Linked DNA regions of Mus musculus: region 1 is linked to region 2. The links are chromatin loops, found by intact Hi-C in ENCODE. Cell type or tissue: left cerebral cortex. All regions are shown on one strand. Each heading gives the region's core, and the rest is flanking DNA. Links, peaks and the distances in the headings are about the cores only.

Evidence for each region. A loop is a pair of places that touch in the nucleus more often than their neighbours do. Peaks named below come from ENCODE experiments on the same cell type or tissue, not always from the same donor. Only the 100,000 strongest peaks of a DNase experiment are listed, where the experiment ranks them.
Region 1: a loop joins it to region 2, with 2.3 times the contacts of the local background. A loop is called at or near these places in 2 of 42 quality-filtered maps.

What each region holds. Positions count from the first base shown.
Region 1 is chr17:44,609,169-44,617,503 of GRCm38, forward strand. Runx2 (runt related transcription factor 2) reads right to left here. Exons shown (of 7, transcript NM_001145920.2): 6 at 860-925. Among named protein-coding and RNA genes, the nearest start is that of Runx2os3, 51 kb to the left of the region's middle. In left cerebral cortex, for the core only: no CTCF peak of the experiment used is centred there; DNase peaks (open chromatin) are centred at 3,839 and 5,068; H3K4me3 peaks cover 699 bases; H3K27ac peaks cover 2,476 bases.
Region 2 is chr17:44,515,588-44,523,922 of GRCm38, forward strand. It overlaps a transcript of Runx2 not described here. Among named protein-coding and RNA genes, the nearest start is that of Runx2os3, 42 kb to the right of the region's middle. In left cerebral cortex, for the core only: a CTCF peak has its summit at 4,702; DNase peaks (open chromatin) are centred at 4,117, 4,383, 4,726, 5,286 and 4 more places; H3K27ac peaks cover 1,907 bases.

The DNA.
Region 1 (8,335 bases), core at 81-8,080, 93 kb after region 2:
GTGACATAGGACCTGATTTAGGCCAGATACCCATAGCAACTTTGTTTAAGGGCTGATGCCTAGGGGAGACTGAGCTGGGAGATGCTCCCTGCTGGGTCCCTGTCCCTGCAGTGTGAGCTCTGGAGCCTTCAAAGATTAGAGGCAGAGATGGCTGCTCCACTAGCACTTCCACAAGCTATCAGCGGCTCCTTGGGAGCTACTTCTGCTGTCTAACTCCCGAAAGAGTGGCTAGAGACTTTGCCCGTAGAAACTAGTTTTCTGAAATGGATAAAACTCATAAGCTGTGATCTTGGGGTTCGCTATAATTTTCTAGAGTCGGCAGAATTACAACAAGCCCTTTTGGTACATCACTATTTCCGTGCTAAGTTTGTGGTGTCTTCTAAAGTCCCCCTCGCTGATTGGCTTGGAGTCTTCCGTCTGCCTTTGCTACAGGTTTTAGCTGTAAGAGAAAATGCTGGGCAAATCTTGAAGACCATAATTGTCCCTCGGCCTGATTTGTACTCAACACAGCTCGCTATGTGTCTTCAAAGGGTCTGTCAGAGGGTGGTAGTGTTTGTTAAAATGCACATTGCTTGTGATCTTCACCGTACGCTGGGATTTCAGTGTGTGAAATGCATTTGTCATACACAGTGACTGCTTAAAAGCAATGTAAGAGTTAATAAAACCTTCTGTCTCACAAACCAGAAGACAGTAGCCATAAGACAGTCCAGCCCAGCCCAGCCCAGCCCAGCCCTGCCCAGCCCTGCCCTGCCCAGCCCAGCCCAGCCCTGCCCAGCCCTGCCCAGCCCAGCCCAGCCCTGCCCCGCCCAGCCCAGCCCAGCCCAGCCCAGCCCAGCCCAGCAATTGTGAAAAGTCTCACCTGCCTGGCTCTTCTTACTGAGAGAGGAAGGCCAGAGGCAGAAGTCAGAGGTGGCAGTGTCATCATCTGGAAAATGAGGGGACGAACTCTAAGTTCCCTTCCAGCTCTAGGACTGGCATCTGGTCTACATCATTAATTCCAAGGCAGGAGGAGAAACAAGGGCCTTGGGGGTGGTGGGGGTGGGGGGGTCCCATCCCTCACTAGTGCCTTCCCAGGATCCCCAGGCCCATTTGCAGAAGGTGGACAGCAAATGAGCCGCCTCCAACACCAGAAGCAAACACTTTCAAGATGACAGACTAAAACGCATGCAGCCAGGCACTCTGTAGTCTGCTTCTTATAAACCCCCTTTCCTTCCTTGACTGGCCTCTCCCTCACCCGTCCCATCCCCCTAAATGAAATTCTGACAAGCTCAAGTTTTAGAAGGTGGAAATAATAATGAGACAGTGGCAGACTCAGACATAGGAGCAGATGAGAGTACCCACCTCCCTTCCCTGTGTTTATAGGCTGCCTCAAACAAGACCCCAAGCAGAGGCCACAGGTGGTCCTCAGCAGCCCTCTTGCCCCACAGCATCTAGGTGACCTAATAGATATAGGCAGGCCCCTTCCATGTGCATTAAGTTCAATACCCAGGGCGTGTGAAGAAAGCCAGAATAGCCGGGGTAATTTAAAACGGAAAGAAGTCACACTTGGAACATCAACATTCACCCTTCCAGGAAGCACAGACTTCACACACAGATAGACACGTTGCTTTTTTTTTTTTTAAGGCTTCTAACGTGTATTTATTTTCCCTTAAAACTATGTTTTAAGAATAATTAACATTCCATATGGTTTCACTTATTTTGATGCAGAAATCTCATTAAAAGTCTTTATGAGAGGACCCTGCTAGTAAACTCTGATATGGCTTTGTACTTCTTACCACACACCTCTGTTTTAGCTGCTACATTTTGCTGATGTTTTGATTACTCAGCGGAATATGCCAAGATCGTTATAGCTTTGGGGTTGAGAAACGTTACCTAACACAAACTGATGGTCATTTTTCAGTGAAAGAGCTCTGGTTGGGTTCGTTTATCTCAATGGAAACAAGGGGATACGTGTCACTTCCAGTCATTTGAGACTGTGATGTGTTGAGGATCAACTTCTTAAATGACTGAACTAAAGTAGATCTGAAAGGGATTATAAGAGACTTTTGTAATCGATGGACATCCGCATTTTCTGGAATTTGCTCAGTCATTTTAGGCTAACGAGCATTATTTCTGAAGTAGACTGCAGTGTATTTAGGCACAAAGAAATAATGAGAGATTGTCATGTGTGGTGGGCAGGTGGGGGGTGGATCCTAATAGAAACCTGTTTGTTTATAATCATTGTTTCAGAAGAGCGAAATGCAGCTACGTTTTCTCTCCCTGAACGGGTCTTCATGTGAACCTGTAATCGGGCTGTAAAAAAGCTGCAGTGTGTCAGACCTCCTCCTGTTTGGATGTTATTGACAATGACACTATTCCTTTCTGTTACAGCCACAACACTTTAAAAAAAAAAAAAAAAAAAAAGAACCGATACTGAATTGTCTATGGAAAATGTCAATCCGACTTGTTAAAAAAAAATACCCATAAGATAAAACCCCAGGAGAGTTCTAGAGGTGCTTGTATGCCATCTACTTTGTATATGCAAATGCACCTCTATCTACTTTGTATATGCAAAAGTACCTCCATCTAATTTGTATATGCAAATATGCCTCTGTCTAATTTGTATATGCAAATCCACCCCAACCTCACCCACACCCATACCCAGCTCCAAAGACAAGCCTGTAATCTCAGGGCAACCCAAAGCCATCCTAAAGCTCCTAGCTACTGAATAAGTCAAGCCAAGGCCATTCTCTTTGCTGTTGCCCATGGATGATCTTGTCCCCGTACAAGGTACGTTAAACTGTGCTGAAAAAATGGAAGCTGCCAGGAAATAGAGGGTTCAACCATCCACGTGAGATCTTCTGGTTCTAATGCTTTTAAAATTAACCTGTTATGGGAGGACATGACCTGTAATCCCAGGACCAAGGGGATTAAGATAGGACTATGGCATCTTCAAGACCAACCTCTAAGACATGGTGAGCTCCAGGCTAGTTGGGGCTTCTGGGCTAAGATCCCTATCTCAAAACAAAATCAAAGTTTCAAAATGGCATCTGGCTGTGCCTGGGGGCTGGCGGGAGTTAGTGAAACCCCAAGAGGATGCTAGTTTGACTCAACATGGAGACAAGAGTGACGCTGTACAGTAAATTTGAAAAACCATGACAGGGAGAGGACTGTGACACTTTGGTGAATTTTTGGATAAATTAAAAATGACTACCACAAAACTGTGTACTTATCACGCTTTCTGCTATGTCCCCTGATTTCCCATGGACCTCCCTCTGCTGGTCAGGCACTGATGGGAGATTCTAATGGACTGTCATCTAATCTACATTTGACAACTAGGGAGGCTGAAGCCCAGAGGAGAGCCATGCACACAGTGAAGGAGGTAGAGCCAGTATGCAGCCACCCTTTGGTTTCTAGGAGAGGACAGGCAGTCTGCATTATCCTTTACCCTCAGAATATGATTGAACTCACCACATCCTCCTCCCATTCTTCTCACTAGATCTGTCTAAATGGAAAGGACTTACGTAGACTCTTTTGGTATCTCAGTGTCACCCCAGTGATAATTACTAGTTTGGGGGAACCCTCTTAACCTCCACTTTGGCGACACTGTCGATCTAATCTGATAAAACAGTTAGCAACCAGTTTCAGTTGCTCAGGGTACAAGAAGGATGGGGGTCGGGGTCAAGGGGTCAAGGTCAAGAGCTCCGTTCTCCTGGCTTCCTACAGATGTGCTTCATTCCAAAGCTGCAGTCTCCAGTCCCAGCCACAGCTGGACAGCTTGCAAACAAATGTAGCTGCCATAAGGAAGAACTGAAAGAGCCTTGCTCGGGAAGCAGTAGTAGCAGCAGCAGCAGCCGCCTCTCGAGCTCTGAGACATACTGGGAAGAATACATTAATAAAATGCCCGTGAGGTCCAAATTAAAACAAAGCCAATGTTAAAAGTAAGGACACTCTGCCTCTCTCCCTGCAAGGTCTGTAAGAGGAAAGGGGCCAGACAGACTCTCTACCTAGTCGGGTTTCTGGGAGTCTTCAGAGAAGGGGGGAAGTATGTGAGCCCAGGCAAGGGGGATACAAGTGAGCCTCTGGCTCTTCAAGCTTCCAATCCTTACCGTAGGTCTTTCATTCACTGCTACTTACCCTGAATCATGTCTGTCTCCCAATTAAAGACAGCTGTTGAAGGCATAGATCTCTCATCAGAGCTTGCTAATGGGAATAATCAGACTTTCTTTCTTTTTTAATAAAAAGGTATTTAATTTATTCCTCTCTCTCTCTCTCTGTGTGTGTGTGTGTGTGTGTGTGTGTGTGTGTGTGTGTGACTGTGTGTCTGTGTGTGTCTGTATATTCTATACATGTATGGGTACCCATAAAGGCAGAAAGGATTAGCATGGAACCATCTCTCTGGTCCCTCTCCCCTTTTTGGACTACAGGGGATGGAACCTACAATCTCAGGCATGCTAGACTACCTTGTGAGCTCCAGCCCACTGCTAATAATCTGCATTTCCAAGCCCTATCTTTAATCTGCCCTATCTTTAAGACACCGTTATCATTTAGGATACCTTTACTAAACAATGGTTGCCTGACCACAGGCAAGGAGGTCTTTATAACAAAAGGAACCTGGAATGTAAGGATAATGGAGGAAGTACTTGTCTGTAAAGGGCACCGGCTGGGGAACTGGGCACGGTTAGCTTCCCCACCAAATACTTAGTAGAATGACCCAGCAGGAGGAGGCAGGGGCTGAAGAAATGCAGAGCCTTGAGTCTAGCTGAACCTACACTGGCACACCCAGAGCCCATGCTTGCCTGTGAGGACATCACTGCTCAGCACGAAAAGCCAGCAGATCTGGCAGCGAGGCGTTAACTTCAGCGCTATGTTAGGTCTGGCTACACGGCAAATCTCAAATAAAGCTCATGAACTTTTTTTTATTATTATTATTAGCGTGAGACATCCTTCCTGGGAACACAGACCACACAAGACCTACTCGGGGCTGCTGTCTTCTGGTAGTGCGCAGGCTTCTTCCGCTTCAACGCTTTGGCTGCCTCATTCCAACTGCCTGCTTACATAATAGCCTCCTATTTCAGTTCCCTTCCAACAGCGCTCATTTCCTACGCCACTGGTCTGAGCCCTTGCTGGAGACTGGGCTGACTTATTATTATTAGCTGTTTCTTGGTCTGCTCGCTCCAACTAGAGTCAGCTTTGCAAGACGGAGGATTTACTTTCCTCTTACATCCCTCCCAGAACCCGATGCAACTGTAAGGGCTTCGAATGCGAAAAATATGTGGGCGGTTGGAGGAAAAAAAAAAAAAAACAAAGCAAGTAAATGAATGAACGTAAGCATCATCAGCAAGGCATCTCAGTGACAGGGCCCGGGGGCCACAACACAGACACAGCACAGGCATCAGGAGCGCCGGGGGAGCTGGGGAGATGGCTCAGCAGTTAAAGCATTCGCTGTAACTCCAGTCCAAGGGGATCAGATACACCCTGGCCTTAAGGGCACCTGTGCAGATATAATATAATGCATACAAACTCACCCCATAGTCATGCGATTTACATATAAATGGAATTAATAAAGACTTCCCTTTTTTAAAAAACAAAACAAAACAAAAAAACAAAACAAAACAAAAGTGCAGGTGGCTCAGGTCTGTTGTCTCAGGACTCCAGAGGCTGAGGCATACAGATCACTATGCGATTAGGTCCAGAGGAGACAACATAGTGAATTTGAGGCCAGCTTAGGTTGGCTACATAGGAAGATGTCTTAACAACAAAAGTCAAATACTGTAGAAAAAGATGCATTAAGCAATGTTGACATGAAATCTAAAGTGTAGGTTGAGTACACTGCACACCTAAGTCCGTGCTAAATGCTCTTTTTAATGGGCACAAAGATGTTCTCAGCCCTCAGCAAGTCACCTGACCTCAGACTTCAGAGCACCCATCCAGCAACATCTGCCACTAAGAAACAGATGTCCCTGTTTTATTAGCATCCTGTCCCTTCCTTCCTGACACCCACTCTACCTAAGAGCCAGTGAGCACTGGCAAGACCTTGGGGAAGAGATGAACAGGGAAGTGGGGAGAAGCAGAGCAGACGTGTGCCCTTCCACACAGCTGGTACACTTGTCCCTGCCCAAGAGCCTGCGGCATCACTGCCATTAAAGTCATGGGGTTTCTTTGGAGTCAGTAAGGTAATGGGGGAGTAAACTTGAATCTCTCTGAACATCTGCACTTGTATGAACAGCCAGCATTTCAGAGTCATTGATCATCATTAATGGGGCTGGGATGTAGCGCCACGGTACAAGCACTTGCCTAGCTTGCAAAAAGACCCCACCTTCCATAGCTAAAACTGGAAGAAGAGGAAAGGAAAGAAGAGCTAAAGAGAATGAAACATAGATAATTTTGACAGTTAAGACACAAGAGTCTATGAGTCCATGAGGGTCAGGGACAACAGGGACTCCAAAGTGTCCTCCGGTCACAGACCCAACATCTCCCCTCTCCATCCCCTTCCCCTCTCCTCTGCCACCTGATAAGACAGAAAGTGGTGGTGGGAAGGGCACCTGATGAGACTCAGCAGGGCTACTGTGCTAAGGTGGGACGACAAGGAACCTTTGTATGCATGCACAGTTGGTTTCTACATAGCCTGTCCTGTTCCTCCGGATGTGGATGCTTCCTGTGGATGGTCACAAACTTGGGGCTCTCGGCTAAGTTTGACTGTGGCTACCCCACACAGGGTTCCCAGAGCAAGGAAAGCAAGCACCAACTGAAGAACTCATGACCACGAGCAGAACGCCCACCTCCCATGGTGTATAAATCTGTACTACTTCCTTATCATGCATACCTGGGATATTTGTGTCCATAAATACTACCAAGCCATTTAAATGAAAACATGGACATTGGCATTAATGTTGTTTTTAGATAGATATTTTTACTTCGTAATTTTAAAAAGAGCAGATTAACATAGCCATAGTGGAAATCAGTTTGGAGGCTTCTTTAAAAAACAAGCAAAACAAAACTCCTAAAAACAGAACAACCATATGACCCAACTACTTTTCTCTCCCCTTGGTGTATACCCAGAGAATTCCATATCTTGCTATACTCCGTGTTAATTGTTGCCTTATTCACTAGAGGAGAGAGCTGGAATCAACCTTAGTTGTCCCTCCACAAGTGACTGGATAATGAAAATCGGATATATATGAAATGTAGATAGATATAGATATCACATTTAATATATATAGGAATACTACTTAACATATATAGAATAATATATATACATACACACACATTTTTATATATTACATAATGGAATACTACTTAGCTCTAAAAAGTGAAATTTAAAATTTGCAAGAAAATGGATGAGATGCATATTATTAAGTAAGATCACATGATCTCAAAAAAGAAACTGCATTTTCAGTCTCTCACAAGTGGGATATGGCCAATAATATATGTATATATGGAAACAAATGTGCACATGGCTACAGGAAACATGGAGAAACAGGACAAGGTAAATATACAGGGGAGCAGGAAGGGCAGATGCAGATAATGCACATGAGTTAGAAGAGAGAATACAAAGCTGGTTGTTTTTCTAAGTCGAACTCTATCCTGGGTGTTTGTCTGTCTGGTTGGTTGGTTTGGTATTTTTGATGGTAGATAAGTGCATAAAATAGATCCAATAATAAAAGTGTAAAACCTAATTCACAGCTTCCATTCTGAACGCCAATTCTCACTGTATAAAAGCTCACTGGGTTGTATAGACCCTGGCTCTGGTTAATCTTGGTATGTGAGGTTTTTACTTATTTGCAAAGTTTTTTATAATAAGGTTTACTTTAAAACATTATTTTGTTAACTTGGAAGAACATATTAAGAAAATGAACTCTCTTGTGTTGTGTGTGTTGTGTGTCTTGTCTCTCTCTTGTGTGTCTCTTGTGTTTGTCTCCTTTCCCTTCCCCTCCTTTCTCTCGTGTATGTGTGTGTGTGTCAGTGTAGGGGTGTGTGTGTCAGTGTATGTATGTGTGTGTCAGTGTGTGTCAGTGTATGTATGTGTGTGTGTGTCAGTGTGTGTGTGTGTCAGTGTGTGTGTGTCAGTGTGTGTGTGTCAGTGTGTATCAGGGTATGTGTGTGTGAGTGTGTGTGTCAGTGTGTATGTATATGCATGTTTACAAGCAGAGCCCAGAGATTTTCAGTGTCTTTTTCAATCACCTTATGTTTTTGAGACAGAGTCTCTCTCTAAACAGGGAGCTTATCAATTCGGCTGGGTTGGCGGAGGGATCCACCGGTTTGTATCCCCCCACCCCCCAGCTGACTTTTCTTTGGGTGCTTAAGATCTGAACCCACATCCTCATGCTTCAAAGGCAGGATTTTTCCAAGTGAC
Region 2 (8,335 bases), core at 250-8,249:
CACACAAAGGCACTCACAAAGGCTCATTCTTCTGAACTTAACTCGCCTCAGCTCCCACAGACTCACTGCCTAGACTTTCCCACCTTAATGGCTTCCTTGTCTGCGTTAAACTCTCCACACCCATCCACGTTTGAAGCTTGTTCCTTGTCTTGATGACATTTTCCAAAAGTTGACCCGGAAAGATACCCACTTGATAATGCATCCACTCTAGCAGGGGTGTTCTTCCTCTGTCATTGGCACATGACCTTATCATCTACAAATGTGTTGGGTCACATCCATAGCTACCCTGGGACACACATAGGCTACATGCCATAAGTTGGAAAGACCTCCTAGGATATAGGATAACAACAGATACAGATGTTGCTTAAACCCAATTGGGCTACTTTGAAGTTTTAAATTTATGCTGAAAATGAATATGATGGTAGGTTTTTAAGTCTATAAAACATTTTTCACATAAGAAAAGAATATCCTATTCGGGATATTTGAAGCTATGAAAATAAGGGATCCGTGCCTAACCTTACAGGGATATATTTACTACGAGAAAGAAAGAGCGCACATCTGTGTTCCAGCCTGCATACTGGAGCCAGCACCCTGTTTTCTGGCCTTTTGAACCTGCAGCCATGTTGCTTGCCACATATCTCTCCCTTTGCCTGTCATCCCAGAAGCAGCCCCACAGGTCAAATCTCTGCTGGGCAGCAGGTGCTGTGGAGGTCACCCAAAGATTCTTTTGTAAAAAAAAATAAAAAAACAGAAAACAAAAATTTTCCACTGGGAGCAGGCAAGCTTCAGAGAAGGGCTCATAAAGCCCTGGGACTTCTGGCAAATGCCATTGGCTTCACATGTCCCCAGCTCATGGTGCATGACCCTGGTTTCCATTGGCATACAGCAAAGAGGCAGGGCTATATGCTGGTGGATCTTGGGCTCCCTGACGAAAACAGGACAGTACCAAGGCAGCAGGCTTGCCTGTGCATTCAACAAGCCCAGCTAGCTACAAGCCACAGAGAACTTTAGAGCCCAGATCTAAGAAGGGAAAAGAAAGGTAGCCAGGAGGGTGGATAATTCACATCAAGGACCCAAGAATGCTGTGACAGGCCCTGCATGCTGAGATCTCTGCGACGGAACCTACAGTTTCACTTATGGTTAGCAGAATGCACAGGGGGAGGGGCAGGCAGCCTCTGAGTATCATGAGATCCCATGATATCCAATGTTCGTTTATTTATTCCAGGTGTTAAACACACCACCCTGAGTCAGGGTTGGAGAGTTACTCAAAGACACTTGCGTTCAATCTTTCCAAAGCTCTTTAGGAAGAAGGCTATCTATCTCTCCATAAATACCACTCTATCTATTTATACTTCTCTTCACACCATGGCAAGTAAGGACTGTGTGGGCTCCACAGGCAGTCCTGGCTTTGCTCTGGCCAGCAAGCGGCCAGCAAGCTTTCTACCTGGATGGTCTGCTTTCCCAGCGGATGGATGGCTTTGAGCTCCAGAGGTAGCCGTGAGGAAAGGACAGAGAGCTTCAGCTTCATCCTAGCAGAACCAGCAATGGGGAGCGAGCTAAGGACCAACAGTAAAGGGCAATCAATAACGCGTCCTCCGGTGTCCTCAGGTCCCTTCACCTGAGAAACTATATTCCTTACTGGACTGGTGGAAAACCCGGGATTCATGCTCATGGCTGTGGTGGATGTGTGTGTGTGTGTGTGTGTGTGTGTGTGTGTGTGTGTGTGTGTGTGTGTGTGTGTGCAGACATGTGTGCACGTTTGTGCAGGCACACATGCATGCATATGTCACCATTCTGCACAACCATGACCATGTAAATTGTTACCAGCCAACCAGTGAAAAGTCTACGGGTTAAAGATGGCAGGGAGTAGTTTAAGACAACGCCTAGAAATGTGATGGCCTTACTGGTCTAATGCTGCAAATGTTTACTTTTAGATTTCTGGTTGTGTGCAGTCATCGGTTTATATAAGCCATTGGTGGTTAGGCATCCTTTAGCTTGCAGCTAGATACCCAGAAATTAGATGCACATATCTAATTTCTCTGTTCTCATAGGACACTGTATTTTCCTCTAAAGAGCATGGCTATAATTCATAAGAATCCAATTTGTGAGTGTGATGACCTGTCTATTTCTCCATCCTTGACTCCAGTTTTCAGTGCTAGGAGGCTAGGGAACCACATTTTCTGGTATTTCGCTGAATGCCCAGCTCCTAGTTCAGGGTCCAGCATGTGGCAGATGCTGTCAACGGTGGCTGATTGAAGCCTTGCACAGCATGCACTCCAAATACCGGCCACTCTGTTTCCTATTCCCAGGAGGAAGTCTGAAGTGGAAACTTCCGGGTTCTTTGGAAAGTTAGTCATCTCAAGTGATGTTTTTCTGGGACACACAGGTGAGAGGACACCTTATTAAGCAGACATGGGAAAGGATGTTTTCATGAAGCAGATATGGGTGAAAGGATGTTTTGATATAGCAAACACGTGAAAGGACCTGTGATGAAGGAGGATAAACTTGACCCACTGACAATGGGAGACAGCAGTGAGCATTGGTTTGGTTTGCTCCGCCACGCTATTCTTTGCTAACGACAAGCATGTATTGGTTCGCCTTACACAGTATTGTTGAGTTCAACTTGTGGTGACGATGCCATTGAGAGAAATTCGCCCAAGAACTGCTCGTGAGGTTCTTGAGATTCTTGCCACTTCTCTGGCCTCACCTCAGGCCAGTTGGCACTTGTGTCTGGGATGTGCCTACCGAAAGGACTGGACTGCAGCTGCTGGTTCATGTCTGTTGTCTGCCTCCTGAGAGGACTGGACTGGAGTTGATAGTTCATGTGTAGTATCTGCCTGCCTAGAGGTCTGGTCTGCAGCTGCTGAGTCATATTTAGTGTTTGCTACAGGACTGAACTGCTGAGAATGAAGATGGAGCTTGCCCCAAAGAACTATTGCTGAACAGGTCCACTTCCCCCACATCCTAATAACTTTTCTTTTCTGCTTCCTCTATAAGAGGGGAGGTTGAACCCTTATTACAAGTAGGTTTCAAAAACTTCATGCCTACATACTACTGTGGTGATGTCCCATAGAAGAAAGCTCTGCTAACATGGAAAGACACACACACACACACATACACACACACACTCCTTCAACACTTCAGACTTCCCATGAGAACAGTGCCCAACACAGACTTCTTAGCAGGTACTGCTGAGTAAAGGCAGACTAGACAGACTCTGAAACATATCTGAAGTTGAGGGTACTCTAATCTCTGACAGTCAGGGGATCCCTCCCAGTGCTGAGGGCCTGTGACCCCTGGGCACTGGATTGTGCTTCAGAAAAATGGAAATATTTGATGCTTTCCTTTTCTGGTGTTTTTGTTTTGTTTTGTTTTGTTTTGGCTATATGTATAGGTGCCTAGGCTTATCCATCTGTGTGCCAGTGCATACATGTGTGTCTGTGTGCATGCACACATGTGCCTGTATCTATGGAGGATACTATCCCAGGTGTCATTCCTCTTGGCTTCCCATCTACTTTATTTCATTTGGTTTTGTGAGTATTTCTGGAACCTTCTGTTCACTGCTTAGGCTAGGCTGACTGGCCAGGGAGCCTTACTCTTCTTCCCAAGTGCTGGGACGGTTAGCCTGCACCACCCTGTGTTTTATGAGGGTTCTGGGCACTGAACTCTGACCCTCATGCTTGTAAGACAAGCACTTCACCTTCCAAACTACTCTGTAGCCACCACAAGATAGTTTCTTTGTGTATATGTGTGTCCCTGTGTGTGCATGCGTGTGCATGCATGTACACAGGTATAGATGCCTGGGAAGGCCAGAGGCACCAGATCCCTCTGGAAATGGAGTTACAAACAGCTGTGAGCAGCCATGTGTGGATTCTTGGAACTGAACCCCTGCCCTCTGAAAGAGCGGTGTGGGCTTTTAACTGCTGAACCATCTCTCCAACAGGAAGAATGCTTTCTTAGTTTAAAAAAAAAAATTCTTCAACCTCTTTTTTTTTTTTTTTGCTGGACTATGTTACCACTTCCAGCTTCAGCTGGAACTAGCAACTCAAAACCAGTCCCAGAAAAGTTAAGAGAGAAGAATTCAATCGCACCACCCACAAGGGAAGCAGAGTTTACAAAACAGTTTCCCCAGAGCTGGCTGTGAACACAGTAGGGAGGGTGGTCTCCCCTCCATCCCTGTCCCTGAAGCTCCTGTGCCAGAGTGTGTCTATTACCTGTTCCCCTTCTGCAAAATGTCAGCGTACAAACTCCTGGAGAGGAGCCATGGGCAATTTGGAGACAGGCTCTCCCACGTAGGGCAGAAAGGTCCCAAGTCTCAACTTTCTGTCTCCATTCATATTGTAGCTCCCAAAAGGAGGGAGACTGGCTCCTGGGAAGCCATAAAGCAGAATGGTCAGGAACCAGGATTCCAGATGCAAGAAGCCTGCCACCTCTTAGTTATATAACCTCTCGCCTCATCTTCAGCCTTAAAAACAACAACAACAACAACAAACCCTCACTTTTTGCTGGGGTATGGCTGAGAAAGGCATAACTCATGTGAAATACAGAATATAGACTTGTCACTTGGCTAAATAAATAAATAAAATAGTAAACCTCAGCCAGAATCCTGCTAACCCATGAAACCATGCCTCAGGAGGTGACTGATCACGAGGCTTTTTCTCCTGGTTGGTGGTTCCCACCTCCTGCCGCTAGATGCTCTGTTGTGTGCACGTGCATATGCGCAAGCCTGTGCCTCTTCCACAGTGCCCCCCTCCTCTTCTGCCTATTTTCATCATCTGAACACCAGGGATAACAAGTTCTACACGATCATTATAAGGTTTACAAATTCAATATTTGGAAAGTGCTGGGCACATACCAGACACTCAAACCATACTTAATGTTGCTATTAATACATTATCCTTCAAGATCCAAGTTATCATATGCACAAGTTAACCAGAGAGGGTTGGAGAAGGAAAGTCAGCAGTAGCAAGGGCCCTCCCCACCCCACGCCCACCCCTGCCTCTTTTCTCTTCTTTAGGCTGAAGTGCAACTTGGCAATTGGCTGGGGTCTGGAAAGGGAGCTGGCCAGCCACCCAGAGCGCTGCAGCGTCCAGTTACCACCCAAGCCTGCTTTCCAGCTGAATCCTGCTGGGCAGAGGACAGTGATGCCAGGCACATCACTGGCACCACCACAGGAGCAAGGAAGAATGTGCTGCAGCCACAAACACACACAAAGAGTTGGATCAAAATGGAGTCCCCGGATGAGACCACCAAGCGTATATGTTTTAGAAGGCTTGCCTTTCTCTCTGTGTCCCTGCCCAAGTGTCTGTGTCTTGCTGGCAGTGTTCAAGTCTCCTGAAAATAGAGGTTTATTATGGAAATGCTGACAGATCCTTAAATAGAGCATGGTATTTGCAACTCTGTAATTATGCCTTCATTGAAAAGCTCCAAAGAAAACATGATTTCCTTGCGCAAATAAATCAGGCAGAGCTTTAAAGGCCCAGATTTAAATCATTTGACCTATAAAGAACCATCATAGATAGGTAGATTGCAAATAATAATAGTGCCCCCCCTTTTTTTGAAAGTCTAGGCCTATACCAGAGAAATGTCTACAGACTCCCGTGATGTTTTGTAAAATTGGACCCACCTCTCACTACCATGCTCCTGTGGGAATAGGCATAGAATTAGCATGGCTACAGCATGGATGGCTACAGTAATTTGATGAGCTTGGAAACTGTCCTTGTAAAAATAAATAAGAGATATGTATCTCCACCTACTTACTCCCAGCACGAGAATATCTCTTAGATATTCACCCCACCTCACCTCTCTCTACCTCTCCACCCCACCCCTCGTTCTCTCTCTCTCTCTCTCTCTCTCTCTCTCTCTCTCTCTCTCTCTCCTGTATCTGTTCTGTATCCAAGACACGATCTGAGGCTAGATCCATAAATAACCACTTCAAGATGACACAGTGTCACAGGCAAGCCCATCAGCAACAGCCATGCCCTCCCCTGGTACAAAAGAAGCGGCAGGCACCGATCTCTGTCTTCACAGTCTCTCGTTGAAGAAGTAAAGCCACCAATCCTTTAGGATCCCATCTTGAGCTGCTTCATGTGGCGAACATTCACCATGGCTTTGCAGCTTGGCGCAAGGAGCTTACAGTCCTTGTGGCCTCCCCTAGGATAGACAAAAGTCATCCTTCACCTCTGTCACAACTCCCAGAGTGACTAGAGGAGTTACTCTGAACAGTGGACCCTACCTCTACCCATAAACCTCCACCTCCACCTCGATCTGCATCCAGATTGTGGTTTATAATTTCAAACATCTATTGATAGTTCCAGTTGTTAAATGACAGGTTTTATTTGGGAAATGCTCAAAACCAAAACTGGTCATATGGAGCCTGTCGCAATTTTTCTGAGTGGCAAATTTAAGTCTACACACAACTAGAAAAAAACCCATACCTATAAAGTATCAGGGTTGTCTGACCCTAGATTTCTAAACTACAAAACTCTACCTAGACTTACACTTATATAATTGCATGTATTTATTTGTGTTGGGGGGATCCATGACCGCTGGCATGCAGCGGTCAGAGAATAACTTGAAGAAGTCCGTTGTCTCTCCTTTTCCAATGTGAGTTCTGTCAATTGACCTTGGCTCTTCAGGCTTAGTAACAACTGCTTTGCCTGGTGAGCCATCTTGCCAGTCTGCCCCATCTCTTCATGGGGGTGCCGTTCACATTTGAATTACAAGTGAGAGATTAAATAGTGCTGCTTCCAGTCTATCCAGACCACACTACATCTTCGAGAATTGGGTGACAGTTACCTAAATTCATATATAACTCACACAAACCCCCGCGCCCATGGCCAAAACTTGACACAGTGCTGTCTAAAGAATAACTACCAGCTGGGAAGGGGCTCAGTTAGCAACACGTTTGTCAGTTTCCTATGAAGCCCTTAGTGAGATCCCTTACAGAGCAAAAACCAGACTGGCTAGCGCACGCCTACAATCCCAGCACTCAAGAAAAGGTAGCAGGTTTCAGACTTCAAGAGAAGAGTCATCTCTAGCTACATAGCAAGTTTGAGCTTAATCTGGGATACCTGAGGACCCCACACACAAACACACATATGAAAACCAACAATAAAAAGGATCAAATCATGCAGCTAACTGAAAATAAACACACTCGAAAGCAATTTAAGACTTTTATTTTTCTTTTCAAGAAGCACCCAGTTGGGGGCAGAGGGTACGTTTGAAATTTACTGTACCCTGAATTAAGTCTCCTACTTAGCCCACATGCTAAGGTCTCTCCCCATGCCCTGCCACATGACTGTCTTTAGAAGAAATGGAGGTTAAGTGGGGTGACCAGGGTCATCAGGGTTGAATCCTCATTAAGAATGACTGATGTCCTTGTAGACTGAGAGTCACTAGAAATGCCTACACAAAGGAAAACAGCTTTGGGAGCCTGGCCAGAGGCGGCTTCCCCAAGCCAGAGAGAAAGGCCTCGGGAGAGATTGACCCTGCCAACAACTTGATCTGAGATCCCAGCATCCCCAGCTCTGAGAAAATAAATCTGTTGTCAAGTCACCCTGTCTATGCTATTTTGCTACAATTCCTCTAACAGATGAATTCAACCTCCCTGGCAATGGTCCCAAAATCTATTTACTCCTCTCGGTGGCTCTCAGCCCCACCCGAATGTCTGTCTTCTTGCCTGCTTCCAAGTATCTCTACCTGTAGGCTCGGCTCTCTCCTATGTTGACTGACAGGGCCTCTCTGGCTACTTGAAATATTTGTCTTCCCCTGTCTCTTTGTCATCTTACCATAACCAAGCCAAAATCCTAAGGGAAGGGTGCACAGAGAGATGCTATCTACCAGCATACGCCAGTCACAATCTGTTGCCCTTGAGACCTACTTCAAAGATACGGAACCAAGAAAGAGAGAAGCATTCAGGCAGAAAAGAATAAACCAGCAGTGTTTTCAGAGGGACAGCACGGACCAATCATTTCTTGTCATTTAAAAGAGGAAAAGAAAGGGCTCAGGAGATGGCCTAACCCTTAAAGCAAGCCTGAGGACCTGGGTTTGAACCTCTAAAAACACCCATAAAACACCAGGCATGGTGGTGTACACTTGTACTCCCAGAGCTGGGAAGGCAGACACAGGCAGAGTCCCTAGAGCCAGCAAGCTCCAGGCCAATGAGAGACTTTGTTTAGAAACACAAGATGGACGATTTGATGCCTGTGGAACAACACCCAAGATTGACTTCTGGTCCTTGTAGAACTTGATCTTGGATTCCAGTATCCAGAAATCTGGATATGTGTGCATATACCACCACCACACCACCACCACAACCATCACCACCATCACC